4 separate regions of the Homo sapiens genome follow, and regions 1, 2 and 3 are each linked to region 4. Evidence: chromatin contacts called from ENCODE Hi-C or POLR2A ChIA-PET data. All regions are on one chromosome and are shown on one strand. Each heading gives the region's core, a stretch centred on a gene start or an enhancer-like site at or near the end of the contact. The rest is flanking DNA. Distances are from core to core; before and after follow the strand shown.

Evidence for each region. Hi-C counts contacts between places; a loop is a spot of excess contacts on that map. ChIA-PET counts read pairs that join two places held with the same protein, here RNA polymerase II (POLR2A). Pooled maps may share reads with other maps.
Region 1: a loop to region 4 is called in a pooled map, with 4 times the contacts of the local background. The contact joins two enhancer-like sites. A Hi-C loop is called at or near these places in 3 of 168 maps with a recorded cell type or tissue (HepG2 and naive thymus-derived CD4-positive, alpha-beta T cell), 1 of 37 single-sample maps with no recorded cell type and 6 of 50 pooled maps. POLR2A ChIA-PET finds 5 or more read pairs at or near these places in 3 of 52 experiments (H1, activated CD4-positive, alpha-beta T cell and activated T-cell).
Region 2: a loop to region 4 is called in a pooled map, with 2.2 times the contacts of the local background. The contact joins two enhancer-like sites. A Hi-C loop is called at or near these places in 1 of 168 maps with a recorded cell type or tissue (pancreas) and 1 of 50 pooled maps. POLR2A ChIA-PET finds 5 or more read pairs at or near these places in 4 of 52 experiments (AG04450, OCI-LY7, activated CD4-positive, alpha-beta T cell and 1 more).
Region 3: a pooled map shows a loop between it and region 4 (6-fold over the local background). The contact joins two enhancer-like sites. A Hi-C loop is called at or near these places in 1 of 37 single-sample maps with no recorded cell type and 7 of 50 pooled maps. POLR2A ChIA-PET finds 5 or more read pairs at or near these places in 4 of 52 experiments (T-cell, activated B cell, activated CD4-positive, alpha-beta T cell and 1 more).

What each region holds. Positions count from the first base shown.
Region 1 is chr14:61,522,114-61,528,852 of GRCh38, forward strand. All of the region lies in intron 10 of PRKCH (protein kinase C eta), which reads left to right. Among named protein-coding and RNA genes, the nearest start is that of PRKCH-AS2, 20 kb to the right of the region's middle. RefSeq lists an enhancer at 3,255-3,404. Within about 2 kb of position 3,363, at least 33 of the 41 ENCODE cell types and tissues checked have a DNase peak (open chromatin) inside an H3K27ac peak, as active enhancers do.
Region 2 is chr14:61,435,757-61,443,475 of GRCh38, forward strand. It overlaps PRKCH (protein kinase C eta), which reads left to right. Exons shown (of 14, transcript NM_006255.5): 3 at 7,355-7,505. Among named protein-coding and RNA genes, the nearest start is that of PRKCH-AS2, 110 kb to the right of the region's middle. RefSeq lists an enhancer at 3,517-3,886. Within about 2 kb of position 3,440, at least 21 of the 41 ENCODE cell types and tissues checked have a DNase peak (open chromatin) inside an H3K27ac peak, as active enhancers do.
Region 3 is chr14:61,497,617-61,504,998 of GRCh38, forward strand. The region is part of intron 10 of PRKCH (protein kinase C eta); the gene reads left to right. Among named protein-coding and RNA genes, the nearest start is that of PRKCH-AS2, 44 kb to the right of the region's middle. Within about 2 kb of position 5,700, at least 9 of the 41 ENCODE cell types and tissues checked have a DNase peak (open chromatin) inside an H3K27ac peak, as active enhancers do.
Region 4 is chr14:61,833,321-61,840,110 of GRCh38, forward strand. The region is part of intron 1 of SYT16 (synaptotagmin 16); the gene reads left to right. Among named protein-coding and RNA genes, the nearest start is that of SYT16, 24 kb to the left of the region's middle. Within about 2 kb of position 5,516, at least 2 of the 41 ENCODE cell types and tissues checked have a DNase peak (open chromatin) inside an H3K27ac peak, as active enhancers do.

The DNA.
Region 1 (6,739 bases), core at 2,113-4,612, 310 kb before region 4:
CCTGCTGATGCCTCCTTCCCTTTATCCTTTACATCCTTCCATTGCTAAATCCCATTGCTTTCCCCCAGTAGTTCTTGACACATCTAGTTCTCTTTACCTTACCACCCTCCCTATACCAGGCCACCATCATTTATCTCCTGGATACTCTAGTAGCTTCCCAAATGATCTCCTCATGTTCATTCTCAACTCCTCTGATATGGAGTCCTGTAAAATCGAAAATCTAATGCCATCCCTCTCCTGAGTCAGAGTTTTCCATGGTTTATTGGGCTAAAGACTGAAATCCTCACTGGCCCCTGCCTCATCTGGTCCCTGCTCTCTCCTGTCTCCATGCTCTCTTCTCTCGCCACCCAGGACTCCAACCACACTAGTCTTCATTTCTTGACTGAACCCCCTCACCTCTGTTCCTTCCTTCTGAAATTCTCCTTACCCTCACTTTCCCTTCTTTCTGTCTCTTCACTTGGTTAATAATCTTCACAGCTCAGTTCAAATGTCACTTTCCTGGGAAATCTTCCCCCAGTGCTAGGTCAGGCCATCCCTTGATCTATTCCCATGTTTTCTCCTCATTGCACTCATCACAGTTGATAATTGTAAATTTAGTTGTGTGGTGATCTGTCTGCTTCTCCCACCAGACATTAACCCCCTTGTGGGTAGAGATGGTGCCCCCTTTGCTTACTATTGTATCCCAACATCCTGGCATATGGCCAGGCTCATGGACAATACTAAAGAATGGTTGGGTGGGTGAAGGGATGGATATCTCGTGTCAGGTGATGCATGAATGGCACTACTGTCTAACTCACGATGAAACCAAATGTTATGCTTTTGCTAATTCAGTGACTTTTCAAAAGTCTTTTGCCCATTTAATACAATCCATCTTGCTTTGAAAAAACTTTAAGTATAAACCCAGGCACTCAAAACACAAGCCAGTCCTAAGTAGTTTTATTCTAAAATTAAGACCATAACCCACATTCACTCACTTGGCAGATGCCCCCTTTTCACACTTACCTACATGCTAGTTCCTCCTCCTCAGTGGAAGGCAGCAAATGATCTGCACATTTGACCACTTGAGAGATTTGCTGTGCACTCCCCTATGCCTGTATCCTCAAGGACTCTGTAAAATCCATTGAACTCTATGCACAAGCTAAGAAAAAAACCTTGCTTTGCAGTATTTCGATTATGCATTTCATAGTAATATGCATAAAACATCCCTCTATCATAGTGCCATCTTAGAATATTTATTGATTCCCTCAGGTGGTTCTTGTTTCAATTAAAGTCCTTTTGGGAAACAATCTATCCGGGGGATTGGCCGGTGACACTGCTACATAGAAGGGATTGGGCCTGGTGTAGTAAGTCACAAGCCCAGGCCTTGGAGGTGAGCAGAAGTAAATCTGAATCCTGATTTTACCCCTGTCTAGCTATATAATCTTGGGGTAGAGCCTACTTCATAGAGTTATTTTGAGGATAAAATAAGAATATAGATAAAGCACTTAGCATTTGATGAACATTCAGTATATGTTAACCACTGAAGACACTGTTATTCTTGTTATTCACAAAAGCTTTTTTCCAGGTTTTCTAGACAGACCCACAGACTCACCACCCCCAAATGAGCAACAGACAAATGGCAGTATGCTGACAATCATAAATTGACTGTGTATTTTATGATAATGGGTATCAAAGTTGTACTCTATTAAAGAATTATTATCTTTGAGATTCAGATATTAAAATGTGTATAGATGAAATAGCTCATATCCTGGATTTGTTTCAAAATAATCTGATAAAAGATGGATCAGGGAGGGAGGGAGTCGATGTAGCGAGGGAGCATGTTTGGACGTGCATTGGCAGGTGCCGAGGCTGTGTGATCAGTATGGGAGTTGTGTCATTCTCCCTACTTTTGTCTGTTTTGAAATTTCCCATAATAAAAGTTGAAAAATATGTTAAAAATAGTTCATATAAATAGCCTCCTAGATTCATTCTTGTTCAAGGAGCCAGCTCTCAACTCGCTTTCCTTTATTTCTTTTGGAAGAGTAACTGACTCTAGTGATCTAAGCAGTAAGACTCATGTCAATCTGTTTTATTACTCTCAGGATAGCTTATGGTGGAAACAAAATAAATCCAATTTCTGAATCTCCTTTGTCTTCAATCACTTGGGAATTCTCTCTGAAACTACTGTGGGCATTTTAAGTAACCCTGATTACCCAGCAAGAACAATGTAGCTTTCAGACAAGCACAGAGGATAGAATAACTCTTTCTACCCTTCTATGCTTGCATGACAAAAGCTGTAGCTATTAAATACCGGTGCTCAATGAGCTAATGAATGGCAAGCCGGTAACTGTGGTTTTGGCATTTTAGTATTTGAGCCTCTGCCCTGTATGAACTTGTAATCTTCATTGTGTAGCCTTGTTAAGTTCAGCTGCTGAGTTACATGTTGGCATAGGAAGCTGAGGTACTCCTAAGCCAAAAACTGACCTCTGCATATTTCAAACTAAAGTCAGGAGGCTTAGGGTGACTTCTTTTGCTTTAAAAAAAATAAAGGCATGATTTCCCTTTAGAGTGGAAGCTGACCATGACTGTAAATGGCTCTATAATCTTTGGCTTTGTTTGAGTCACCCTCTCCATGTTCTGCTCTTCCGTTTGGATGCAAGCCAACATGAGGATAAGTGTTCTGCTTGGTCCTCGTTGTTTAATAATTGACCCTTCAAAACCACTTTCTTTCTCCAGCTTCATCAAAGAGAAGAATTTAAATTTTGATTTCAGGTTTCTTCTTTTCCCTCTTGAGTCTATCTTTAAGGGGTAAAACATGTGGCTTTTTATAAGTTTAAGTACTTTGGAGCAAAGTTTATGGAGTGTCCTTCCATCCCCTAAAAATAAGATAGGCTCTGAGTTGGCCAGGGCAGTCCCATTGGGGTCCATCTGAAATGCTTCTGTTTATCCCTTTGGTCAGCACCTCCTGCCAGGACCATGCTGGAGCTGCTAAGAAGGAAGACAGGTGCACAGACAGAGCCTTCTGGAATACAGTGCGGGGTATGCTATCATAGAAGTATAAACTGGGCACCCTAGGAGCAGAGTTGATATTGCTATGACTGTCTGGGGACATCAGGACAGACTTCATAGAGCAGGTATGAGATACTTGGGCTGAGGGCAGCACTGGTAGCCTGGAATTACATTATGCTCTTAATTGAACCCTCTTGGGATCCCAGTTTGAGCGATCTGTCTTATTAAATAGCACTTGGTATGAGAACAGCCATGGCGTTTCCTTTACAGCTCATACAGTTCTGAGAATGCCTAAAATTAGATTGAAATCAGGATTAAGGTGTCTAACCTGCCTTTGTGGCCTCGGGCATCCTGTGACCAGGATGAGTCACATCCCTGTCTTGCCCACTTGCGTCTTCTGAGAGCTGCGTCCCAAGACTTCCCCATGCAGAGCTGATTGTAATAGTTGACTGACAAAACTGATGGCCCAGCACTTTCTCTCCCTGCGCGATTCCTGCTGCCCATGACAGCAGCTGAGTAATAAGCAGTCAGACCTCTTACCTGGGACATTAGTCACAAGCTCTTAAGCAACTGCGGGTCAACGCTTGAGACCGTTTTGGATTTCTGTTAGCACTTGTTTCTGTTGCCCAAGAAGATCCTTTCCAAGACTTCAGCAGGCATACTGGCTTCGGGAAAATTCAGAAACTCAGTGACCTTGTTTGGAAATGTGAGTGATAGTGTTCTGGGCTCAGGTCCACACAGGCCTGGCTTGTCAGGCTAGGACACAGTGTCGATAAAGCTGGGCTCATGGGCTTTGTCCCCCCGGCCGTGCTCTCTCCTGGGGCTGCAGACTAGTGTGTCTAACCTCAGCCAGGCGCCTCTCTACTGTGTGCCCGCAGTCCCAGAGGAGCCAGGCACCCAGGCCTTATAGTGCCTCCCAAGTCAGAAAACACTTGTGGAAGAACTGAGAGTGGTGGCCTCCTTCACTGGGCAGGACCACGATCATCCTCACCCCTGCTCCCGTCCTGCGCTGCTACGATTGCAACCTTTTGTAGGTTAAACTGGCTGTGCTCATATTGTATTTATGTGGTGGGGCCAGGGGAGGAAGCAGCTTCCACAAATCAGCCCACTGAAAACAGTCACTTATATGGGACATGGGATTCTGCGTGGAGAAGGGCTGATTTGGAGCCAGGACTGGGTTTGGGTTAGAGACACAGAAAGCTTGCTTCGCTGAAGTGGGTGCACAGGTACTCAGCATGCCTTTGCCTTATGCCCCTGACACCCGGGGAGGCTGCTACTAAGAGCAGAGAAGTCTGTTCTATGTTCCATTGATCTGTGCCATGAAAGCTTTGCTGCTTTAACCACACTTATTGGGGATTCCTGGAATACCAGACTTGGTTTCCATTCCTGGGCATTTTCTAGTGGCCATTTTCTGTAAGACCTGTATGGCCAGGCTGTATCAACTCACAGGACAGCGTGTGGAAACCAGTCATGCCAGTTCTGTCATCACCTACCTCCTCCAAGCCAGCAACGTGATCCAGGCTGGACAGAGACCAACCTTTTGCCTTGGGCCATGCAGGCCAACAGACCTTGATTCTCACACTGAGGCAAGAAAATAGAACCTCGAGTGCCCTGACACAACCCACAGTGAATATGGCACTCCAGAAAGAGCAGTCAGCTGCAGCCACTGAGGAGACGCCACAGCGAGGGGGGCTCCAGGCGGCCCAAGGCCATGGCAGCCTCCCACAATGGCAGTTAACCACAAAGCTCCAGGCCACCTAGCATCCCCCCCGTGACCTGCAGCCTCCTTGTCACTGATCAGCCTATGTGGGTTGCCTCTGAGCATATTGTTCCTTTAAAAACCAAAGTGTAAATGTCTCACCCAAAAGGCCAAGCTGTTGCTCTGTCCAGTCTAGACTGTGCCTGTGAGGCTAGCAATGCCACCCTCCCTCTGTAACAGTGCCCTGGGGTATGGGTGGCAACAGGACAACCAGGTGCTTGTGCTGGGAAGCGGGTTTTTTTAAGAGAGCACTGCCTTTTATTTACAGACAGCTTTATCAGTACATGGCCATGTTCCTGCCGACCTTGAGGACTCTTTACCAAACAATCCTGCTGCTGAATATTCACTTCCTTCCACATGAATTTGCTCTTAGGGATTGGAGGAGGGGTGGAAATGCTTTCAACCAGTCTCCATAATCTAGGCTTCTTGTGCACCTGGGGTACCCACAAACAAACCCTGTTCTCACTCTGGTTTTCCTTTTCCTGATTAACATCCCCACAAACCTACTGGATTTAAGACAAACCCAGAAGTCATCATTTCTGCTGCTTCTCTCTATCCGTCTATCTCTAAGTGATTATCAAGCCTTATTACTGATTTTGCTTTCACCGAAGCCCTGCTTCCTTTCCCCTGACTAACTCCTTATTTTCCATTCCATTCATCACTGTCCTGGTTCAGGTCTTAACATCTCTTCCCTGGACGGTTTCAGCCTCCCCCAACTGATCTTTTCTTGTCCAGCCAGGAATCTGTTACTCCCTTAATGAGGGAGCATCAATGAGTTCCTTTTGCCTAATATGTAAAAATCAAAATTCCTTCGTGTGACATTCAGGACCCTTCATGGTTTGAAGGACTTAACTTTCCTCTGTAGCCCTGAGATTTTTCATGGCCCCAGCACTCCTCTGTCCTGTGCTGCCCGCCCCTCAGCCTCCTCCACCATACCCAGGGTTCTCTGAGTCCACCTGCACAGCCATACTGCTGGGCTTGCTGCCGTGTCCCTGCCCCATCCGCCTGTCCATGGCGGCCTTCTCACTCCCCTTCTCTGCCTGGGAGACTCTGACTCATGCTATCAGACCCAGCTCAATTTCTGCTTCTGCTGTGAGGCTGTCTCTCTCTCCTCCCACTAGAAGGAATTGTTCTCTCTTATGTTTCTCTCGTAGCACTTGGTTCATACCTTCATCGTGCCACTAGGATGATACAGCAATTGGTGTGTTCCCCCTCCCCACCCCTCCTGGTCTATCCTGTCCATGTGTGTGTGTGTGTCTGTCTGTATATGAAATATATATCTATTTGTTTTACACACACACACACACACACACACACACACAAAGTATTTCTTTCTTCTCTTTTCATTTTAGAGACAGGGTCTCACCCTGTCGCCCAGGCTGGAGTTCAGTGATGCACTCTCAGCTCACTGCAGCCTCAACCTCCTGGGCTCAAGTAATCCTCCCACCTCAGCCTCCCAAGTATGTGGGACTACAGGTGCATGCCACCATGCCCAACTAATTTTTGTATTTTTCGTAGGTTGGGATGTTGCCCATGTTGTCCAGGCTAGTTTCAAACTCCTGAACTCAAGCAATCTGCCTGCCTCAGCCTCCCAAAGTGTTGGGATTACAGGCACCCAGCCGACAAGTATTTCTTAAGTACATTATGCCAGGCATAATGGCGCCAGGCATAATGGTGAACCGCATAAACACAATCCCCGCCGTCATGGAGCTTCTAGCCTAGCAAATATTTGTCTCCCATTACACTGTGAGTTCCTTGCAGATGAAGATCAGCTGTACTCCTAGTGCCTGTCACCACCCCGGGCACACAGTGGCCACCTCCCCTATGGGTGTTCATTCTGACTCCGATGGGTAGAGATGGGTGCTAGAGTGGAGGATGGGGTATAGGCTGAGTATGAGGTAAGTGGAAAGCCTAGAAAAGCCACATTCTGCCCTCCGTTTTTACAGGACAGCCTACATTTTCCTGTGGTCAGCCCATTCTTAATGGGCGCAT
Region 2 (7,719 bases), core at 2,190-4,689, 400 kb before region 4:
TGTATATTTGGGAATCCTCAGTGTACAGGCAGTTGATGAATGAACATCCAGAAAGACTAGAAGCATGGTATGCAGGGAACCTTGGAGCATACACATATTTAAAAATTGGGTGGAGGAGAAAAGCCAGTGAAGGAGACTAAGAAAGACGATTATAGAGAGAAGAACCAGAGCTGTTATTGGAGCCAAGGCCTCTTTCTTCAAGGACTGAGAAGGGGAGAGTTTGTACTTTGGAGTTTGCACAGATCACAGACATGAAAAAGGAAAGATGATGATGAGTGGAAAATGGGAGGTCAGGACTCTCCTCCCATCCTGATGTGGCAAGAGGCTTTTCTCATGGTTCTGGATGGAACTTTGGCCCTGTTGCAGATGCTCACATGCAACGTTCTGTTCTAATCACTGTTCTGCTGGCAGAGGAGGCTGGAGTGATGAGTGAGCATGGGCTCAGCTTGCGTGGATGCTATGAGCCGTAGGTCCTACTCAAGAGAGTCAGTCTAGTAACAAATTATTTTCCTCTCCTTCTTTTGCCATCCCATTTAGTTTGCAGGATGGTTGGTGTTTGTGTGGGCTGAGATTCCTCAGAGGGAACCAAAGCCCTGAGAAACATGTGTAGCAGCTGTTGATTTGGGTCTCCACAGTGAGATCCGGGTCTAATACAGTGAGTCCAACCACTTTATCTGAGTTTGGAAATAACTATGAGTACATAGTTAAGCTGTTTTCAAAAAACACAGAGGATTCTGTACTGCTAGTGCCATTGAGGGGGCTTTTGCTGCCATTTATTTTCAACTTATTTTTTTGAGGTGGAGTCTCACTCTGTCGCCCAGGTTGGAGTATAATGGCGTGATCTCAGCTCACAGCAACCTCTGCCTCCCAGGTTCAAGCAATCCTCCTGCCTCAGCCTCCTGAGTAGCTGGGATTACAGGTGCCCGCCACCAGGCCTGGCTAATTTTTGTATTTTTAATAGAGATGGGGTTTCACCATGTTGGCCAGACGGTCTTGAACTCCTGACCTCAGGTCATCTGCCCGCCTCAGCCTTCCAAAGTGCTGGGATTACAGGCATGAGCCGCCACACCCGGCCTTGCTGCCATTTTTAAATACCAAAACCTTTTGTTGCAGTCTTTGTCACAGGTGCTGGCACAAAATTCCTGGTACCTTCTCCCTGCTCTAATTCACCAAGTTCTCCTTCCTCTTTTCCAAAGACTACTAACATGGAAGTCTTCCTTAATTAGTTACAGGACTATATCTGCAACTCCTGTGATTTATTCGCTCAGTGCCCGTGTCACTGTCACCCACTGGTGGGGTGTGCTTGTTGTAAATACCCATTTAAATGTTTACATTTTCAAGTATATAAAACCAGGATTGTAAAATACCGTTGTATTTCCAGTTGTAAATAGCCGTTTAGTTAAGTTAGGCATTTGTTTATCACGCGTCCTAATCTCTGTTTGTGTCGTTACTGTCTCAGAGATCATCATCATCTGTGTTTACATTTTTATGCATCATTCTTTATGCAAGTAGTTCTTATTCAGTGTTTTTGATGATGTTAAGCAAAATTCTGTTGCTACCTTACCTCATTACCTTCCCGGGATATATTTTGCAGATATAAACCAATAATATTTTCTGGTTCTTTCTTGACTAGTAGCTTTTGGTTAACTCTAAGGTTTTTCTGTTTGTTTTTCTCACAGTTGTTTTCTCCCACGTGTACAAATGATAAAACAAATTATCTCAGGAAGAAGAAAAAAGACATTTGATAGTATATCCAGTAGTTCAACAATAGTCAACGGAGTCTGGTGTCCTCACTTCTGTCATTGGCTGCTTGACCTCACTTAACCTTCCTGTTAGTTTCTGTTTCCTCACTAGAAAATTTATTACTTTCTAGGGATACCAGGAGACCTGGTGTTAATAAAGGGCACAGTGCAGGGTGTGTGGAAGATTTTAGTGTCAGTTCTAGCACAAGCTAGCTAAATGTGTCTCGGGGTACATTAACTTCTCTAGGCCCCAATTTCCTAGGTATTCATTCTTCTTCTAGACAATAGACAGTTGAATTAAAAAATCCTTTCTATCGACCAGGTGCAATGGCTCACACCTGTAATCCCAGCAGTTTGGGAGGCCGAGGCAGGAGGATCACTTGAGCCCGTGAGTTTGAGACCAGCCTAGCAACACAGCAAGACCCTGTCTCTTAAAAAAAAAAATCCTTTCTATTCCTAGAACTCTAGGGTAGTGTGAAGTAAGGGTTTTCACAGTTACACTAGGTAAGTTACTACCTGTCGGGTACTTCTCTAATTATGCTGTGCTTATTAACTTATCAAGTCCTCAAATGGCCCTATGAGGAACATATCCTTTATGTTCTATAGATGAGGAAACTGAAGCATTGGATGTTAAACAACTTGCCCAGGGCCACCGAGCTTATAAGGGAAGAAGCCGTCTGCACACCCCAGGCTCCAGATTCCACAGCCTCAACCACCAAACTCTCTTGTCTGTCGTCATATAGAAGGCTGTTCTGTTTTCTCAGTGTAGCCCCCTTAAAGATAAGCCACAGTAAACCACAGTGCTTTTGATATTAGGCAAATTAAACTTGAGTTCAATCGTATGTTACACTGAATCAAAGTTATATTCGCTGTGCATTTTACGCCAGTAATTCTGGAAACTAAAAAGTGCCATGCCAGAAATTTTCTCTGATTTAATTTGCTTACAATCATTTTAAAAATGAGGAGCTGTGATCCACGCTTTTGCCCCAGGTTGGAATATTTTAGAAGTACTTTCAAATATATATTTCTGCTGCTGGGATATAAAACCATAAATTCGAGCAGATAGAACAAAAGACCAAAGAGGATGATGTATTTACTGTTTTTGAGTTAAAGTTACAACAGTTTACAGAATCACAGCAACCGAGAATAGGAGTTCTCAGAGACATACTCCTCATCCACAGAAGCCTCACATGACCAACACAAGTTTCAGTCCAGTGCAACTTTTTGCAAATGAAAACTTACCCTGGGGTTGTTTGGTGACTCCTAGTCACATGTGCTTTCTAAAGTTCTCAAAACAAGCATGGGGTGACAGTCCAGTTTTATGAAATATAATTTTAGTTCAGAAGAGATGGGATTTTAGAATAGTTAATCTTCATTATATTTGACATAATTACTCTGCACCCTGTGGATGGGGTGGCTTTTCAAAACCCACTTCTGGTGAGGCAGACCAGGGCTCCAGGCCAGCACCCCTCTGGAGATTGGAATGTGAATTTCCGTGCTGGGACACAGAGCCAGCTTCCTATTTATTTAGAGCCATTGGGCACCTAAGGAGCCAAACAGAAGTTGTGATGCAAGTTTTGGCTGCAGAGCATGTTAGGGTTGCCTGACGTGTCTAACTAAAACATGATCTGAGAGATTTCTCAAAGCCCTGGTTGATTTAAGCACCATAGTATTCAATAGGGTTTTTTTTTAGTCCTTTTAACTCAGTCCTAAGTAAACAGGAGGCGGTGCAAACAATGAGGAAGTTCCCTCTGCATTCCGATGGTGAAGTGGGGTTGGAGTCTGTAGGCAAGTGAAGAGCGTGTGGGAGAGCTGTTTCCTTTTGCTCATGGCAGCAGTCTAGAACATGGTGACAGTGAAAGTCATTGGAAGCCATGGGGGCCCATTTTCTTTATGTGACCAAATGTCTTGCAAAGTCCCAGGTGTGTGTGTAGGTGCATGAGTGTGTATGTTTGTTTTCTAAACGAAGCACACGTGCAAAATAATGTAAAAGGGCAGAGTGAAGTTTGTCCATGTCCCTGTATGAAAGTGCATGGGAAGTGCCTGGGGCAGAAGTGAAAGAGACACGGCCCCAGGTCGTGAGAGAAGACATTGAGGTGCACTCCCGGCCTGCTGTGGGAACAGTGGGTTAGCATGTCACCGGTGCACTCCCAGGCTGCTGTGGCAACAGTGGGTTAGCATGTCACCCGGCTTTAGGATTTGGGGGAGTTTGCTCAGGCTCTGAGGCAGGTAGGTTAAGGCTAATTTAACTCTTAATGGTTGGAAGGAAAGAGGGAAGGGCCGTTTAGGAAGGTGAAAAGGCAGGAGTGAAGGTGGCAAGAAATGATTGGCATGCAGTTTTTTCCTAAATCCTCCTCTGGTTATAAGGAATCAACTGGAAAATTGCAGTGGCAATAGCTGTTAAGAAAAAAAATAGGATTCAGTTGATGAAATATTAAACATGCAAGTGGGCTGGTCTTTTAACCAATCTTTGTAGTATTAAGGGATTAAAAAGTTAATTCTTGGTAATTAGATCCCCAGGGAGAACTTAATTTGCATCTATACATGATAAGTGTTTACTATTAATAATTCAAGACAAGTTTTGCTTTGGCCGGTATTGAGCTGGGTCTCAGGCTGGTGATAACAGAGGCTGGATAGAGAGTGATACCATTAGCCTAATTTTGTCATCTGCAAGCAAAGGAATGTTAAAATCTGTTCACTTCGTGGTTTCTAAATGACTTCTAGAAGTATCATGAGTGGAAGAGGGCAGTGTAGTGTAGTAACTTTTGTTCTTCCGCAGTCCTTAGAACCTGTCAGGATTATTGGTTATGACACTGTTCCCACAGGGTGGACAACAGGGGCATTTTTATCTTCTTGAGACATATGGGAAACTTAAGAAGGAAAGTAACTAGGCTGTTTGCCAAAGATTACACCTACCTCCAAACAAAAACTGAGGCAGGTATAATTTTAACTGTGCTGGAATCTCTGAAGATGTTGGTGTCTTGGCCAAATTCATTTGGACTCTTTCTGCATTTCACTCTTTGAGATCTATTGTGTAGACTCTAATTTCTTTGACAGGTATTGTCACATTGGTCTCCACAAAAATTATTATTGAAAGCCAGGCATGGTGGCTCACGCCTGTAATCCCAGCACTTTGGGAGGCTGAGGCGGGTGGATCACAAGGTCAAGAGATCAAGACCATCCTGGCCAACATGGTGAAACCCTGTCTCTACTAAAAATACGAAAATTAGCTGGGCTTGGTGGTGTGCACCTGTAGTCCCAGCTGCTTGGGAGGCTGAGGCAGGAGAATAGCTTGAACCTGGGAGGTGGAGGTTGCAATGAGCTGAGAACACGCCACTGCACTCCAGCCTGGTGACAGAGTTAAACTCTATCCAAAAATAAAAATAAAAAATAAAAAATTATTATTGAAATAACTACATTTTTTTTCTTTTTTTTTTGGAGAGAAAGTCTTGCTCTGTTGCCCAGCTGAAGTGCAGAGGTGCAATCATGGCTCATTATAGCCTCAACCTCCTGGGCTCAAGTGATCCTCCCTAGTAGCTGAGACCACAGGTGCACACTTGGCTTTTTTTAAAATTTTTTTTGGTAGAGAAGGAGTTTCATTATGTTGCCAGACTGGTCTCCAATTCCTAGGCTCAAGTGATCTCCCACCTCAGCCTCCCAAATTTCTAGAATTAAAGATGTGAGCCACTGCACTTGCCCTAAATAACTACATTTTTTTGAATGCTGCGATGTGCCTAGCTTTGTGCTAAGCTCTTTGAATGTGTTACCTGATTCAGTCCTTGGGAAAACCCTAGGAAGAAGGGGCCACCTGATTTCTAGATGGGAACCCTGAGGCTTAGCAAGAAAAAGAGAGCCGGTGTGGTAGGGTCAGGACTGGAGCCCGGTTTATACTCCTACTGACAGGATGGGGATGCCTGTTTCACCTCACCCTTGTTAAAAAGGACACTTTAGCAATCCTTTTAAGTATTTGCCAGCTTAAGAGGTAAAAATGTGATTTAGCTTCTGGTTCTTATGCGTCCGTCTTGGGTAGCATTGGACATCTTGGCATGGTTATTGGCTGTTTGCACTTACAGTTTTAGGAATTGCCTCTTCACATCCTCTGCCCCATTTTTACTGGATTGTTCATACTTTTAAAAATTGATTTCTGTGTATTATAAATAGTAACCCTTTGTCATGTGTTACAAGTCCTCTTCTCCCTCAGTTTCTTTCTTTCAATTTTCTGCTTTGTATTTTTTTTTTTTTTTTTGCCAAATAGAACTTTAAATTTCTTAAATTGCAAATCTGTGAACTTTGGATGCCTTTAGAGTTTATTATCCCTTTAAAAAAATTTTTTTAAGAGATGGGGCCTCAGTATATTGTCCAGGTGGTCTTGAACTCCTGGACTCAAGCAGTCCTCCTGCCTCAGCCTCCCAAAGTGTTGGTATTACAGACATGAGCTACTGTACCCGGCCAAGTTTTATTATCCTTATCTTATCCTAGGAGTATAATATTTTTCTGTGTTTTCTTATTGTTCTATAATTTCCTTTGTAACAGGTATCTGAGATTATCTTTGAAATCTTCTGTCTCTTCCAGGGTTTAAAATTTTTTAGCAAATTATTATTTCATGGTTTCTTAAATTTCCTTTGTTTCAATGATTAAAGCATTATTGAGGAAATAAGCTATATTTTATTAATCACAAGTCTCTGCATACACTAGAAAAATTCTAGTATAATTATTTGGAAGACATAATGATGTAGTTTTCAGAGTCCTCAGATTAGAAGCCACTGTTTTAAAAGCGTGAGGTTAGAAAAGGAATTTTGCACCTATTCCAGGTTAATTTCTACCTATTCCAGGTTAACAGAGGTGATCCTGTACCAATGGGTTTTGGACAGAGCTCTCATAGTCTGTGCTGTGGGCGATTCCCTCATTTAGTTTGCGAGGATACCAGAATTAAAGGAAAATAATGAGAAATGCTTATAGCTCATAGATAGACGCGAGGTCACAGACAGCCAGACTGGAGCTAGGAGACCATGCTGATGTCACATACTGCCCTATCAGAACCCTGGGAAACCCTTGGTCTGTGCTACAAGAGATTGGCCCATGATAGCCAGTTATAACCAGGCAGTGGGCATCTCAGGGGTTTGCATAGGTCTAACCTTAAAAAGCCACATGACTGGGTGCGGTGACACACACTTGTAATCCCAGCACTTTGGGAGGCCAAGACACAAGGATCACCTGAACCTGGGAGTTGGAGACCAGCTCTGGCATCACAGTGAGACCTCCATCTCTATTAAAAAAAAATTATTTTTAATTAGCTGGGTATGGTGGTGCATGCCTGTAGTCCCAGCACCTTGGGTTGCTGAGGTAGGAGCATCACTTGGGCCTGAGAGTTCAAGGCTGCAGTAAGCCATGATTGAGCCACTGCACTTCAGCTTGGGTGACAGAGTGAGGTCCTGTCTCAAAGTAAAGAGTCCTGTTAGGAAGCCATAATGATTTTAGGGGGGATGGTTTAGATCTTGAAGAAAGAAAAAATAATTTGAGGAGTGAGCACTTGAACTATCAAACTTTCTCATCTATTAGGTGCGTTAGGTTCCTTACATCTTATTCTTTTTTTCCTTCCTTTTAATATATAGCTACTCTCCAGAGAGACCGGATCTTCAAACATTTTACCAGGAAGCGCCAAAGGGCTATGCGAAGGCGAGTCCACCAGATCAATGGACACAAGTTCATGGCCACGTATCTGAGGCAGCCCACCTACTGCTCTCACTGCAGGGAGTTTATCTGGTAAGGGGTTCCCTTACTTCTGTCCTCCTCAGAGCTTCCATCTAATAGGCTTCCTCTGGTTATGTATGACTTCAGCAGAATGCATGATTATTTAAGAATTCTTTCAGGATCTGATTTTTGCCTCTTACTCTAGTATGTTGACCCAGTAATTTAAATCTCCATTGCAAAAACATCTAAATAATTTACAGATCCAAGTTTTAGATACCATTTCTTT
Region 3 (7,382 bases), core at 4,450-6,949, 340 kb before region 4:
TAGTGCCCCTTTCAGTTAGTCCCCAAACACCCCCATAGGCACCCAGTGATTCTGTGTTGATATTATAGGCTGTGGATATCCACATTGAAACTATTGAGTGTCTTCAAAGTAGAATTGCTTCTCAGGAGTGTCCTTTTCAGTATAAGAGGATGGGCTCTTTAAACTGACTACATGAGTGTAATGGCAGTTATGATCAGAAGAGACTACCCAAAGAAAGACTTCATCCCATCAGTCAGTTTTACTCTCTGTAGAGAAAAGTAATTACAGGAGGATAAACACCAGCACATCAACAGTTGTTGTCTGAGGTAATATAGGTGATTTTTATTTTCTTTTTGATGGTTTTCAAATGTTCTGTATTGAACAAGTGTTGTCTTTTTATCATTAAAAAAATGCCATCCTATTTATTTATTTATTTAGAGATGGAGTCTCACTCTGTCACCCAGGCTGGAGTGCAGTGGCTTGATCTCAGCTCACTGCAGCCTCTCCTCCCGGGCTCAAGCGATTCTCCTGCCTCAGCCTCCCAAGTGCCTGGGATTGCAGACATGCGCCACCACACTCGGCTAATTTTTGTATTTTTAGTAGAGACGGGGTTTCACCATGTTGGCCAGGCTAGTCTCAAATTCCTGACCTCAAGTGATCCCCTACCTGGGCTTCACAAAGTGCTGGGATTACAGGCATGAGCCACCGCACCTGGGCAGAAATGCTATTTTAGAAGTGATCTCATGTGATACTATGTTTTTCAACATGATGTCAGAAATTGGTAACCTGCTGTTTTATCAGTTAAGTTCTGTCAAGCCCCAGCCTCACGCCGTGACCACTCCTTGTCTGTGAAACCCAGTTCTACAGAAGTCACAAAGCCATTGTCTTAGTCTGCTCAGTACTGCTTAGTCTGCTGCCATAATAAATACCACAGACTGGATTCCTTGAACAGAAATGTATTTCTCACAGCTCTGGAGACTGGGAATTCCAAGATCTGGGTGCTGGCCAATTTGGTTCCTCATGAGGGCTCTCTTCCTGGCTTTAAGGTGGCTGCCATCTTGCTGTGTTCTCATGCGGTGAGGGGATGGAGAGAGCACAGGCTTTCTGGTGTCTCTTGTTATAAGGTCACAAATTCCATCATGAGACCTCACCTTTGTGGCCTCACCTAGCCCCAATTATCTCCCAAAGGCCCTACCTCCAAATGCTATCACATTAGAGCTTAGGGCTTCAATATATGAATTCTGGCAGGACACAAAACATTCAGTCCATTACAGCCATTCATTCATACACGTGTTTGGGGTTTTCAGTTACATTAAGCAACATGTTTTGCAGCTACTTGGTTTGATAGTGCCAAATCTACCCGGAAATGATTTCAGCCCTAAGGAAAACAGCTCCTGCTACAGTGGAACACACAGTAGACAGGCACGAGAGAATAACCAAGGATTAGACCGAGGCGTTGTCATGCGTTTGGCTCATTAAGCCATGCATGTTAGGCTTGGAGCTCTATTTTGAGGTGTGTTGAGACCAAATCCTTCTCCTAGATCCCAGTACTTAAGCCTGGCAGGAAAAAAAGCTGAGTACACTGTGGTTTTAGAGTGTACCTTTTGATAAATAGTTTGCAGCATGTCCCTGAAAGGGGAATTTTTTCCTTTGTCTTGCAAATGTCAAATTGTACTTTTCTGTAAACTTTGTAAGTAGAAATGTGAAGTGGTACAAGTGCTCTGTTGCTTTTTGGTGAAAATGCTCACACATGATGAATTTCTCAGTTCAGTTGCAAAGAGAAGTTAGTGAAACCTAACAGGCAAACTACCCCACACCCTGGAGAACAGTGTCCTGGGGGTGTCTGGTTTGCTAGGTGTGTGGCTGGTGCAGCAATGGGAAGGTGGCGCTTTGACTGCCTGGCCCCTCACATCTTGCTCCTCCCTTTTCACTGCTCCTCTGGCCTCCAGAGTAGCCATGTAAGCCTGTGCTTTCACGTACAGAATTGCTGCTCTACCCTGTTCTTGGCATTTGCGTCAAAATTTACTGTGTTCCGCTGACAAAATTCTAGAATCTCAAAGCTGGAATGGAGTTCAAAGTTATATACCCTTCTTCTTTCAAAGCATGAATATCCAACATCTGCCGAGCAGTCATTTTTTTCCGTACTTAAACACCTATAAGCAAAGAGGAACTTATACTTCCTCCACTTTCAGGGATGTACGGCTTTTGGAAATTTCGCCTTTCTGTTGACTCAAACATTGTTTCCCAGTAGCTTCAGTTCACTGGTTCTGGACCACCTATAAGGGGTAGACTTAAAAAAAAAAATACAGCTCTCTTACAAGAAAGCTGTGGAGATATGTGAAGGCAGTCTGGGTCTCCCAATCTAGTTTACCTGTTAACAAAGGAAATACTATTAGCCTGATAGTCGCTCGTTCTGGCTGTTTCTTCAGGATTACTGATTTCTCAGTAATCCATAAACCATCCATGTTATTAGGCATTCTAGATACTTGGATCAATATCCGGTTGACTTGTCACGTTCTTCTCTTACGAAATCAGAACTATCTGAACTAGCAGTTGGCTAACTGAACTGAGTTATGTTATTATAGCTCATGTTACTTCTTTTGGGTAAGACTTGGTCTTTTTTTTTGAGACACGGTCTCCCTCTGTTGCCCAGGCTGGAGTGCAGCGGTGCAGCTCACTGCAGCCTAGAGCTCCTGGGCTCAAACCATCCTCCCACCTCAGCCTCCCAAGTATCTGGGACTACAAGTGTGTACCAGCACACCCAGCTAATTTTTGTAATATTTTTAGAGATGGGGTCTCGCTATGTTGCCCAGGCTGGTCTCAAACTCCTGGGCTCAAGCAACCCTCCCACTGTGGCCTCCTAAAGTGCTGGAATTACAGCTTGAACCACCATGCCCATCCTTGGTCTTTAACTGGATATTGTTGATGCTGACTATAGAGTAGCAAGCACGGTGGAAAGTTAATTGGTGTGGTGATCTCAAAAAAGGATATTTAAATTTTCCTGTTGTAAGGATCTCAGGAATTTAATTCCTGCATCCATTTGAGAGTATAGCTTCAGCCTGTATGTGCACATGAAAATAGAGAAGGTAGTCATAAATCCCAGAACTGAGGATCTCTGTGCACAGCCCACTCTGCAAAGGTGGATATTTTCCTCTCAAATCAATCTGTGACTTGCTCAAGGGTGAATTACCAAAGATGAAACATGGGCTGAGCACGGGGGTGGGATGGGGGAGACAAGAAAATCACCTTTGGGTATGTCAAAATAGAGGTACCTATGGAACTCCTTCAAATGGTCCATCTCAAAGTTGGAAATACCAGGATAATGTTTAAGACTGGCCACAGACTCAGGTTGATTGCATGGAACAGCATGAAAATGAGACAGTATTGGCTTACAGTTAAGAACGAGGCTTTGAAGTCAAACTTAGATTTAAAACTTACCCCCACAATGTACTGTAATTCTGTGATATTGTACCAACTCTTTAATTCTCTAAGCCTCCGTTTCTTAATCTACATGAGGATAACAGTACTATCCATTCCATGGAGTTACAGTGAAAATTAATTCATGTGGCTTGCTTATTCCAGTGTCTGACATCAGCAAATCCTCCATATACATTATCAGTTGTTAAGAAGAAAAGTGATCCAGGGAAGGAAATTAAACAATGAATTTACTTGAAAGACAGATTCCATAAGGAAATTGTTGAATAAATTATGGTTATACCCGTACTGTGGAATATTATGCAACAATTAAAAGAAAGAATACATTAGATCTACATATATTGACCTGGATGGTTTGTCCCTGATAGACAAATAAATGAAAAAAAGAGAGATGTGTGCTCATTTTAATCCCATTAAAAAAAAAAGCAGTAGCGAAAGCTACACCAAGAGTCTCGTACGTTTCCTCATTTGTCATGGCTACATAAGGGCTTGCATCTTGAGCTCTTTTTTGTTCATTTCATTTGTTATCCCTCAATTTCTGGCACAGGGCATGGCAATATTTCTTTTTTCTTGTCTTCATTTCTGTTTTATTTCTAGCAACTGAGCCAACATTTGTCTGCAGGAATTCATGGTGGGGAGTAAGTGATGAGAAGATGGGTGGAAACACAGTATCATTTATTGACTAAAGAGCAGTGTCACTTTAATTTAATTTTAAAATGTAAATTAATGCATATACATAAAAAGGACACTTTTAGCTGTTCTAAAATGATTACAGTGAATGCTAAATCCTCTTCATACCCTTGTCCCCAGTCTCTCAATTCCTCTTCCTCAAGACATGTCCTTATATGTCCTTCCAGAAATGGTCTATGCATATGCAAGCTCTGCATTTGAATGTCTCCTGTTGAAAAACAAATGGTGGTATATTATCTACCTGAAGAACAGAGATTTTTTCCTAAGTCTTTAGAGAGATGAAATCTAAATCCTTAAAGAAAGGTAGTAGGTAGGCAATCTTTTCTTTTCTTTTCTTTTCTTTTCTTTTTTTTTTTTTTTTTCCGAGATGGAGTCTCACTCTCACTCAGGCAGGAGTGCAATGGCATGGTCTTCACTCACTGCAACCTCCACCTCCCAGGTTCAAGTGATTCTCCTACCTCAGCCTCTTGAGTAGCTGGGACTATAGCACATGCCACCACACCCGGCTAATTTTTGTATTTTTAGTAGAGACGGGTGTCACTATGTTGGCCAGGCTGGTCGCAAACTCCTGACCTCGTGATCCGCACACCCCAGCCTTCCAAAGTGCTGGGATTACAGACATGAGCCACCATGCCCATTCAATCTTTTCTTTTATCAGAAGGGTCTATGGGTGACAGTTCAAGTCCTGGAAATAATTCTGCTATCTCTTGTTGGAGAAAGTGCTGGTTTTTTCAGATCAGGCAACAGGCTTATAAACGTTTATTGCAGTTACAAGCTACAAAGAAAGATTTCTTTCCAGCACTACTGCTCCAGGTAGAGCAGTTGCACCAGTCATTATTTATAACTGGATTAAAGAGTAGCAGCACATACTTCTACCGTGGTTATAGAGTGCCTTCTGTTGTACAGAGTGGACTGCTTATTCACCAGGGAGTTCTCAAACACCTTTCTCTATGGGCGCTGTCCCAAATAATGTCAAGAGAGAAAAAATTAAAAATGAGCTCCTGCCCTCTAAGAACAGATGGGAGCAGCCCCAAATCTTGCAAATGAAGCAAGAGGGGGTATTCAGTCTTTAATCCAAGCAGCTAGAAGCTTGCCTTTCCCAAGTTCACCGAGTGAGGATTTTAACACTCCTTTGACAAAGAAATGGGGCCGAGCAGCAGAGGAAGGCAGGTGACACTGAGTCATGGAATTCACCCTTTCGAGCCCTTCCTGGGGGATGTGTGGCTCTTGGGTTGGTTCTTGAAGGAAAGGAATGAATGTAAGAGAGGAAGGGAAGCAGGCTTTTTTTTTTTTTTTTTTTTTGACTCCTACACAGAAGGTGGAATTGAGAAAAATATACTGTGGCGGTGAAATCAACTTACAAAACTGAGGAGGAAAATTTTGACAAAAGCAAACCCAAAATCTGATTACTGTGGGGCTGTCCATTTTATTGCTGCACCAAGGAGCAGGGTAGATACTATTTTGGCCTAAAGAACACTGAAATTTTGTTTTCTCATTTGCAAATAGACAGGTTCAAACCCGTCAGAGGCCGTAACTGAGTTTCCCTGTGACTGATTTGTATGTGTGTTAGTGGTTTTTTTTTTTTTTTTCCTGTAAGAATCTGGTTGAGTAATTCAGAAGGTTAAAAAACAACCAAACAGAAATAAGTGAGAAAAGTTAACTGAGGTCTGCCACATATGCCGGGAAGGTGCCCACAGACTGGCAGAATCTGTGCAGTCTTTGTCTGTTTCTGCCTATGCAAATACTAAGCCACGCTCAACAGAGCTTGAGCGTTGTATCTGTTCAACTGCCATTTAAGAAATAGGACTCTGTTCTCAACAGCTTATTCCTTGGGGTTTCAGAATGTAAAATATGAAGTGTGTATAATCACAGGCCAGGTTCCCAGCATTTCTCGGCATTTCAGCTTTGGCAGGAGGAATGGGAAAAACTGAAGTTTTTATGTCCAGGAAGGCTGAGTGTAATCTTTGTTCTGTGGCACTGGGAAAGGAAGTGAATCTGTTACAAAGCGCTTTACCTCTGAAGCATGTCTCAGGGGCAGCTGTGCTTTGTGCCATGTATTCTGTTTTCATAAAAAGAAAGAGGTAGAGTCGAGGGCTTACCATGCAGAGTATTTTCACAGTATCTCACTTGATATATCATCCAGGGAAAGTGACCTGTGTTATACTTTGTGTTTTAAGATATAACTCTAGAATCAAAAACTTACCAGAGAAGCTCAAGATACTTTACTTTGCAAGAATTAATTCTCAAGATAAAAACTCATCAGAGTTCAAGATAAGAAGGGTTCAATTAACAACACATTTTAAATGGAAGAATTATTTAAAAAATTGTTTTAACTTTGAATGAGCTTAGATTAACTTACCTGTTGCAGAGGTAGGTCAGACCCCATGTCATCATTTGCCCAGAAAAGTCCCAGTTTGCTCCCATAATCCCCCTTCATGACCCATTTTACTCTCAGAGGCCCATTTTGTTTATTGGGTTTTTTTTTCTTGAGAGAGTCTCGCTCTGTTGCCCAGACTGGAGTGCAGTGGTGCGATCTCGGCTCACTGCAACCTCCACCTCCTGGGTTCAAGCCATTTTCCTGCTTCAGCCTCCTGAGTAGCTGGGATTACAGGTGCTCACCACCACCCCCGGCTAATTTTTGTTATTTTTAGTAGAGATGGGGTCTCACTATATTGGCCAGGCAGGTCTTGAACTCCTGAATTTAAGTCATCTACTCACCTCGGCCTCCCAAAGTGCTGGGATTACAGGCATGAGCCACCGCACCCAGCCGTCTGAGGCCCATTTTGGGCGGTACACTGCATGGTCATCATACAAAGAGGTGTCTGCATTTCTACTTTTTTTTCTTTAAGATGGTAGAACCAAACAAAAAAGGGTGTTTTTACAAATTGAGAGGGGTCCCTCTGTAGGAGGGGAATTTCTCCAGCATTTTCCTTTGATGGAGTATTCTCCTCTCGTTCAGAAATAGGAAATTTAGTAACTAAAGCATTAAGAACAGATTTATTTTTTAACATCAGTCACTACCTTAGTTTCAGAGACACACTGGGGGAAATTGCCTTTCCCTTACGCCTCTTGTTTTATGTCCTTTATATGAGATGTTAATATATTTACATGAGGTATAAATTTGTCTGTAACTTTATAGGTTTGTATTCATTTATTAATCCATCCATCCATTCATTTACTCATTCAACAAATGTTAATTGAGACCTATTTTTTGCCTGGAGATATAATAGTGACCACAATAGGCCTGCTCCCTGCCCACAGGAAGCAGGCATTCTAGT
Region 4 (6,790 bases), core at 4,266-6,765:
TTGTTCTTGTTGCCCAGACTGGAGTGCGATGGCTCGATCTCAGCTCACTGCAACCTCTGCCTCCCGGGTTCAAGCGATTTTCCTGCCTCAGCCTCCCGAGTAGCTGGGATTACAGGCATGGGCCACCATGCCCATCTAATTTTGTATTTTTAGTAGAGACGGGGTTTCTCCATGTTGGTCAGGCTGGTCTCGAACTTCTGACCTCAGGTGATCTGCCTGTCTCCAAAGTGCTGGGATTACAGGCGTGAGCCACCGTGCTTGGCCAATTTTTGTATTTTTAGTAGAGACAGAGTTTTGCCATGTTGGCCAGGCTGGTCTTGAACTCCTGACCTTGTGATCCCAAAGTGCTGGGATTACAGACATTAGCCACTGCGCCCAGCAGTGGCTTTTTTTTTTTTTTTTTTTTTAAATTTAAATTTTAAACTCAAGGACCAGGGCACTCAGCAGCTTCCTCGCTCTTTCTTTGCGCTAGCGAGCAGGCTGTGTACAGTTTCCTTTTTACTTACAGGACTGTTCTTTAAGGTGCAGGGCTTTATTCCTGCAGGGAGTTGGAGGTGGAGCTTCCAATCCTGTTCTTTTTCCCTGTGGAGTCCCATAGCCTCTAAGTCTGAAACTAAATTTCCAGTGGATTGCTGAAGCTCTGGCTTTGATTTTTTTTTTTTTTTTTTTTAAATTTTGGAATCTGGGAGATACTTGTTCTTTGGAAGTAATTTTGCTTATTGGTTATATTTTATTTAGAATTTCCATGTGTTTTTAGTGGGAAGGATGCATCCATATCAGCTCTGTATACTACACGGTTAAATGTCCTGATTCACATTTATTTTTTTTGAGATGGAGTCTCCCACTGTCGCCTGGGCTGGAGAGCAGTGGTGCGATCTCGGCTCACTGTAACCTCCACCTCCCAGGTTCAAGCAATTCTCCTGCCTCAGCCTCCTGAGTAGCTGGGATTACAGGCACCTGCCACCATGCCTGGCTAATTTTTTATATTTTTAGTAGAGACAGGGTTCCATCATGTTAGCCAGGTTGGTCTTAGACTCTTGGCCTCGTGATCTGCCTGCCTTGGCCTCTCAAAGTGCTGGGATTACAGGCATGAGCCACCGTGCCTGGCTTTTTTTTTTTTTTTTTTTTTTTTGAGACAGAGTCTTGCTCTTGTTGCCCAGGCTGGAGTGCAATGTGGTGTGATCTCGGCTCACTGCAACCTCTGCCTCCCGGGTTTAAGTGATTCTTCTGCCCCAGCCTCCCAAGTAGCTGGGATTACAGGTGTGCGCCACCATGCCTGGCTAATTTTGTATTTTTAGTAGAGATGGGGTTTCACCATGTTGGCCAGGTTGGTCTTGAACTCCTGACCTCAGGTGATCTGCTTTCCTTGGCCTCCCAAAGTGTTGAGATTACAGACATGAGCCACTGCACCCAGCCCTGATTCACATTTGATATACCAGATCACCCATCCATCTATCCAGTTGTACTGGTATATAAATACTGTTTGATGCTCTGAATTGTTCTCTCTTAAAATTATTCATTAAACACACTGCTGTATTCCAATTACCTGTTGTTTGAAAAAGATGTGTGTTGATATATGATGGTATATAGCATAGCATTCCCATAAAACCAGGCATGTGTTTGGGAATATTTGTTTCCAAAGCACTTGTTTTAGTTTCATTAAGGTCTTAAAGAAACTTACCTTTTTATAAATCCTGACCTTTTATACCCACTTTGCATATGAAGATATTAAGAGAAATTGTTGCATTGTTTGCTGTGATAAGACATTTTCAAGGAAGAAGGCAGTGTGTGCTGATTTATAGCTTTAAGAACAGCAAAAAACAGTTAATAGGCTGCTACTTTGAGCAGCACTGACTAGTGGAGTAATGTGTATAAGGACCTGCCTTTTCAATAAATAGTACACTGTAAATGTTGTCTCATGAAAGGTGAATTTTTTTTTTTTTTTTTTTTTTTTTGAGACAGAGTCTCACATTGTCGCCCGGGGAAAGAGTGCAGTGGCGCGGTCTCGGCTCACTGCAACCTCCTCCTTCTGGGTTCAAGTGATTCTCCTGCTTCAGCCTCCCAAGTAACTGGGATTACAGGCGCCTGCCACCATGCCCAGCTAATTTTTTGTATTCTTAGTAGAGATGGGGTTTCATTATGTTGGCCAGGCTGGTCTCAAACTCCCGACCTCTTGATCTGCCCATCTTGGCCTCCCAAAGTGCTGGGATTACAGGCGTGAGCCACTGCGCCCGGCCAGGTGACTTTTTTTTTTTATGATTGATTTTATCAATCACCTTTTTATGGCCATTTAGGGATTTTTAAAAGATCAAAAAATACTGCCAGAATATTCCTGAAATTATCTTTTTACACTGTTTTCTTCTTCTGGGTGCAGAACTGCTGAGTCAAAGGATATACTCATTTAATATTTTGATGTTGCCAAATTTCCCTACAGAAGGATTGTACCAATTTATACTTTGATCAGCAGCACATTGATAACAAAATCAAACAAAACTTTTCTACAGAAATACATTTTAAACTATAGATAATGGAACAAAAATTTTCCTACCTGGCTCACAGAAACTTTTCCTGTCTTTCTCAATTTACATGTCCCAGGTGAGTAAGACCCACTCTCGTTGGCCTAGAACGGTGGTTTACAAAATATGGTTACTGGACTAGTAACGTTGCCATCACCGGGAACTTGTTAGAAATTTAATTAATCAGAACTTGTATCAGATCCACTGATTGAGAAACCTGGTGGAGCGTAGCAATCAGTGTTTTGATTAGCCCCCCAGGTGATTCTGGTACTTGCTAAAGTTTGAAAACCACTGGTCTAGGGGCAGCTTATCTTTGTATAACCCAGAGGTCAGCTCAAGTCTTTACTCCTGTATCCTTCATACACATCATAGAAATTGAATTCCTGGGGGTTGATTTCTCATGGTACCTTCCACCTCTTTGTGCCTGCACCTGCGTGTGTTTATTGCTCTACTTTACTGCCGGTGGCTGCTCTTGTGTCTGCATTGCAATGGCCCAGATCGGCAAAGGAAAAGGAATCCATTTGCCTTAATTCACACAAACATCAGCAGTCCATTCACTTGAAAGGCATTTGAATATGTAGAAAACCAATTGATGGTTTGGAGGGATAGGAGAAGTTTATATCTTGGTAACATAAACAGTCTAAAATTGAATATTAAATGTGCACCTTCTGAAATCCTGTAGCCATTCTCCTACATTCCTTCCCCAGTCCCTCATTTTCCTTTCTACTCCACCTCCCATTGATTTGCTTTTTTCTCTAGAGTGATTTACTAATTCTATTTGTTTCCTTGTCTTCTGTTGTAATAACCAGGATTTTTATTGCAGACATTACAACCTACTCAACTACCTTAAGAGAAAAGAGTCTCAACTATAGAGTTACATGGCAGCTTACAGAATTGATGAGAGGGCCGGGGAAACAAGCTTGTTAGCCATTCAGTCATAGGTAACCTTTACATCCATTTATTTATGTCTGTCTTAATTTCTTTCATTGAATTTCTAAACTTCTATGAATTTTTTTGTGTGGCCTTAAATTAATACCCAGTTAGGTTTTTATTTTCTGTCATGATTTCATGCAAATTTTCTGATTGCTCTGCAGATTTTCCAATCTCTCCTACCTCCCCTGCAGACAGTACGCTAACCCCTACTGATAGGAGGAGCAAGGGAAGTGATTTGAATATAAGGCCAATTCCCCTTGACTGAGGCAGTTGAACCTGCATTTGATGAGTTTGACATTGAGCTTATCTTTCTTCCTGTTTGAAGACAGGACTTTGAGATTGAGGGGGTTTCAAATGATACCTCTATTCAGTGGTAAGTCTGTGCTGGTGAGCAGGGCCAGGCCTCCTCATAGGTGTTGATCCTAACAGATTTCCATGATTCTCCACTGAGTGGCAGAGGCTGATTTTTTTTTTTTTTTTTTTTTGAGACAGGGTCTTGCTCTGTTGACCAGGCTGGAGTGCAGTGGTGCGATCTTGGTTCACTGCAACCTCTGTCTCCTGGGCTCAAGTGATCCTCCCACCTCAGCCTCCCTAAGTAGCTGGGACTACAGGTGTGGGCCACCTTGCCCAGCTAATTTTTTGTATATTCAGTAGAGACAGGGTTTTGCTATGTTGGCCAGGCTGGTCTCGAACTCCTGGCTTCAAGTGATCCTCCCACCTCAGCCTCCCGAGTAGCTGTGATTACAGGCGTGAGCTGCCGTGCAGCTGAGGCTGATCTTGGAGCTGGGGAATCGGCATCTGAAAGCTGCTAAGGCCTCACAAAGGCTCTTGGAGGGTTTGCCTCTAGAAGATGGGTACATTAATAATATGAGAATCCACCGCTCAGTGGAAAAGTCCTCTAGATACAGGCTTTCCAATTATTCTGTATTGCCTGTCTCCTGGGTTCTCTTTCTCTGTGCATTCCAGAACAGCCACGCCTTGGATGCTATGCTTCTGGCGTGCAGAGTCACCCTGCCACCTTGTGGCCATGTTTGGGAACTGTACTTCCTCAGATGTCGGCTTCCTTCCTATGTCTTTCTCAGTATCCAGCAAAGCTGAAATTGGTCACCCTGGATTGCTTCTGCCTTTAGCTTTTTGAACTAATAGGATTTGAAGAGATACTTCATAGCATACACCAAAAGAAGACTTTCTAATAGCTTTAAACAGAAATATATATGCAAGAAATTTCGTTGCCCCTGTAATGACATCTTGACATATTAGATAATGTGTGTTCAAAGCAAGAATAGGTCAATGTTATGTCTCAAAGCTGTTTCAGGGCTGCTCTGAGAGATACTGTACTTTTCCTGGGGATTGGAGTGAGCATTATGTAGTAGACATTAATTTTAGAGCACAGTTCTCTTTTAGGTCACATTCCTTTATTTTTCTATATTGAATTAACTACCTGACTGGTGGGAAAATTAAATCTCAATCATTACTGATACCCTTTCCCACTCCATAGGATAATATAAGAATCCCAGGCTGGTACAGTGCCATAAATTTGGGATGGGGCCCAGTCCACTCCCCACAGTTGGCTCCGTCATGACCACTGCACATTCCGACATGCTGCTGCTGAAGACATGATCCCCAGCAACTAGGCTGTCAGAGGACCCTCCCAGCTGTTCACCCACTGACGACCACCCTGAGAGAGAATGCACCATGTCCATCTACTGTTGGCTTTCTGGAAGAGCTCCCCCAGCTCCCACCTACCCAGGCACAGGTGGGAACGAGGTCTGTGTTTCTGACAGAACACAATCTCTTAAATTCATTCCTTTCCTGTTCTGGAGAATATTCCTGTCCTTTCCCTTTTGGCATAGGCTTTCTTTCACAAAGCCCTGTCTGGATGGGAACTTTTGTAAGTACCTTGAAACTTCAATTTATTACCCTGAAATTCACAAAATTATTAAAAATGGAGTGTGACTCTTGCTAAGGACTCAAAAACTCCAAACATAAAGTTGTCTATGTTATTGGAAGGGAGAAGGGAAAAATACTGATAGTAGCAATAGCAGCAGGAAGAAAGTACAAATTAATATCTCGATGAATCATCATGCCCCATTGTGTTTGATGTAGGCAACAGGCCTAAGGCTTCTGCAGCTAAATCTTCTCTTTACTTGGGCCATCCCTAGCAAGTGAAAGGGTGTTTATTGAGGGTGTTTCCCCACCGGCCCCCCACCCCCCCGCCATGGTCTAAGCACTGTGCTGGGTTCTTGCAAAATGAAGATGACCTCGCAGCCACAATTACAGAATGGTAATCAAGTACTAAGTGCTAGGAGAGGAATACAGCTGGAGTTCTGTGGGAGTGCTAAAGGAAGTTGCTGTAGTCTAAATGTGCCCTCCAAAATTCATGTGTTGGAAACGTAATCCCCAAGGTAACATTATTGAGATGTGTGGCCAAAGGGAGGTGTTTAGGTGATAGGGCTCTGCTCTCATGAATGGATTAATGCCACTATAAAAACAACTCTTGGGAGTGGATTCATGCTCTGCTGTTCTTCTGCCATGTGAGGACACATCAAGAAGGCCCTCACCAGATGCTGGTACCTTGATCTTGGAGACTTTTCAGCCTCCAGAACTGTGAGAAATAAATTTCCATTCTTCGTAAACTACCCAGTCTGTAGTATTTTGTTATAGCAGCACAAAATGGACTAACACAGAAGTGATGATAATTGCAGGAGGAGTTATATATAAGTCAGGAGGTAACCTATATGAGATGATATTTTAGCTGTGCCGTGAGAAAGCATCTGCTTGGTGGGAAAAGAGTGAGGTGCAGTACATTCAGGCAGTGAGAACTGCACCAGTACAAGTGTGGGAATGCTCTGTGGCTGAGAGTGATGCACGTTTTGGAATTATCTGAGGAAATGAGTAAATGTGAACTGGGTTGGAGCCCAATCACATTTGACCTCATTTGAAAAGCCAACAAAATCGTAATTTATTTTTTAGGCCAGCAAATCACAGTCCATTTTCTGTTGCATTATATTCCCATGCGCTTACTTAGGGAAATGTGCCAGTTCCTCAGGGCTAACTGTATTTCTATGTCTTTTTCTTGTGATGAAGAATGTCATTAATCTGGGAACATTGTGGAGGGGAAAGGGGGAGGGAGGAGGGAAAGAGGAGGGGAGGGGAGCAGAAGAGGAAGAAGGGAAAGGGAGAGGAGAAGGAGAGATGAGTTAGTGATTATTGGATTAGGTCAAGCAAGAGGTATTCAGGGGCTGAACTCAGACAATTCATGGGGAATGTGTGGATATAAGACATTTTGGAGACAGAATCCAGGGCTTGTATGTCATAGATTACATGTAGGGAATAAGGGA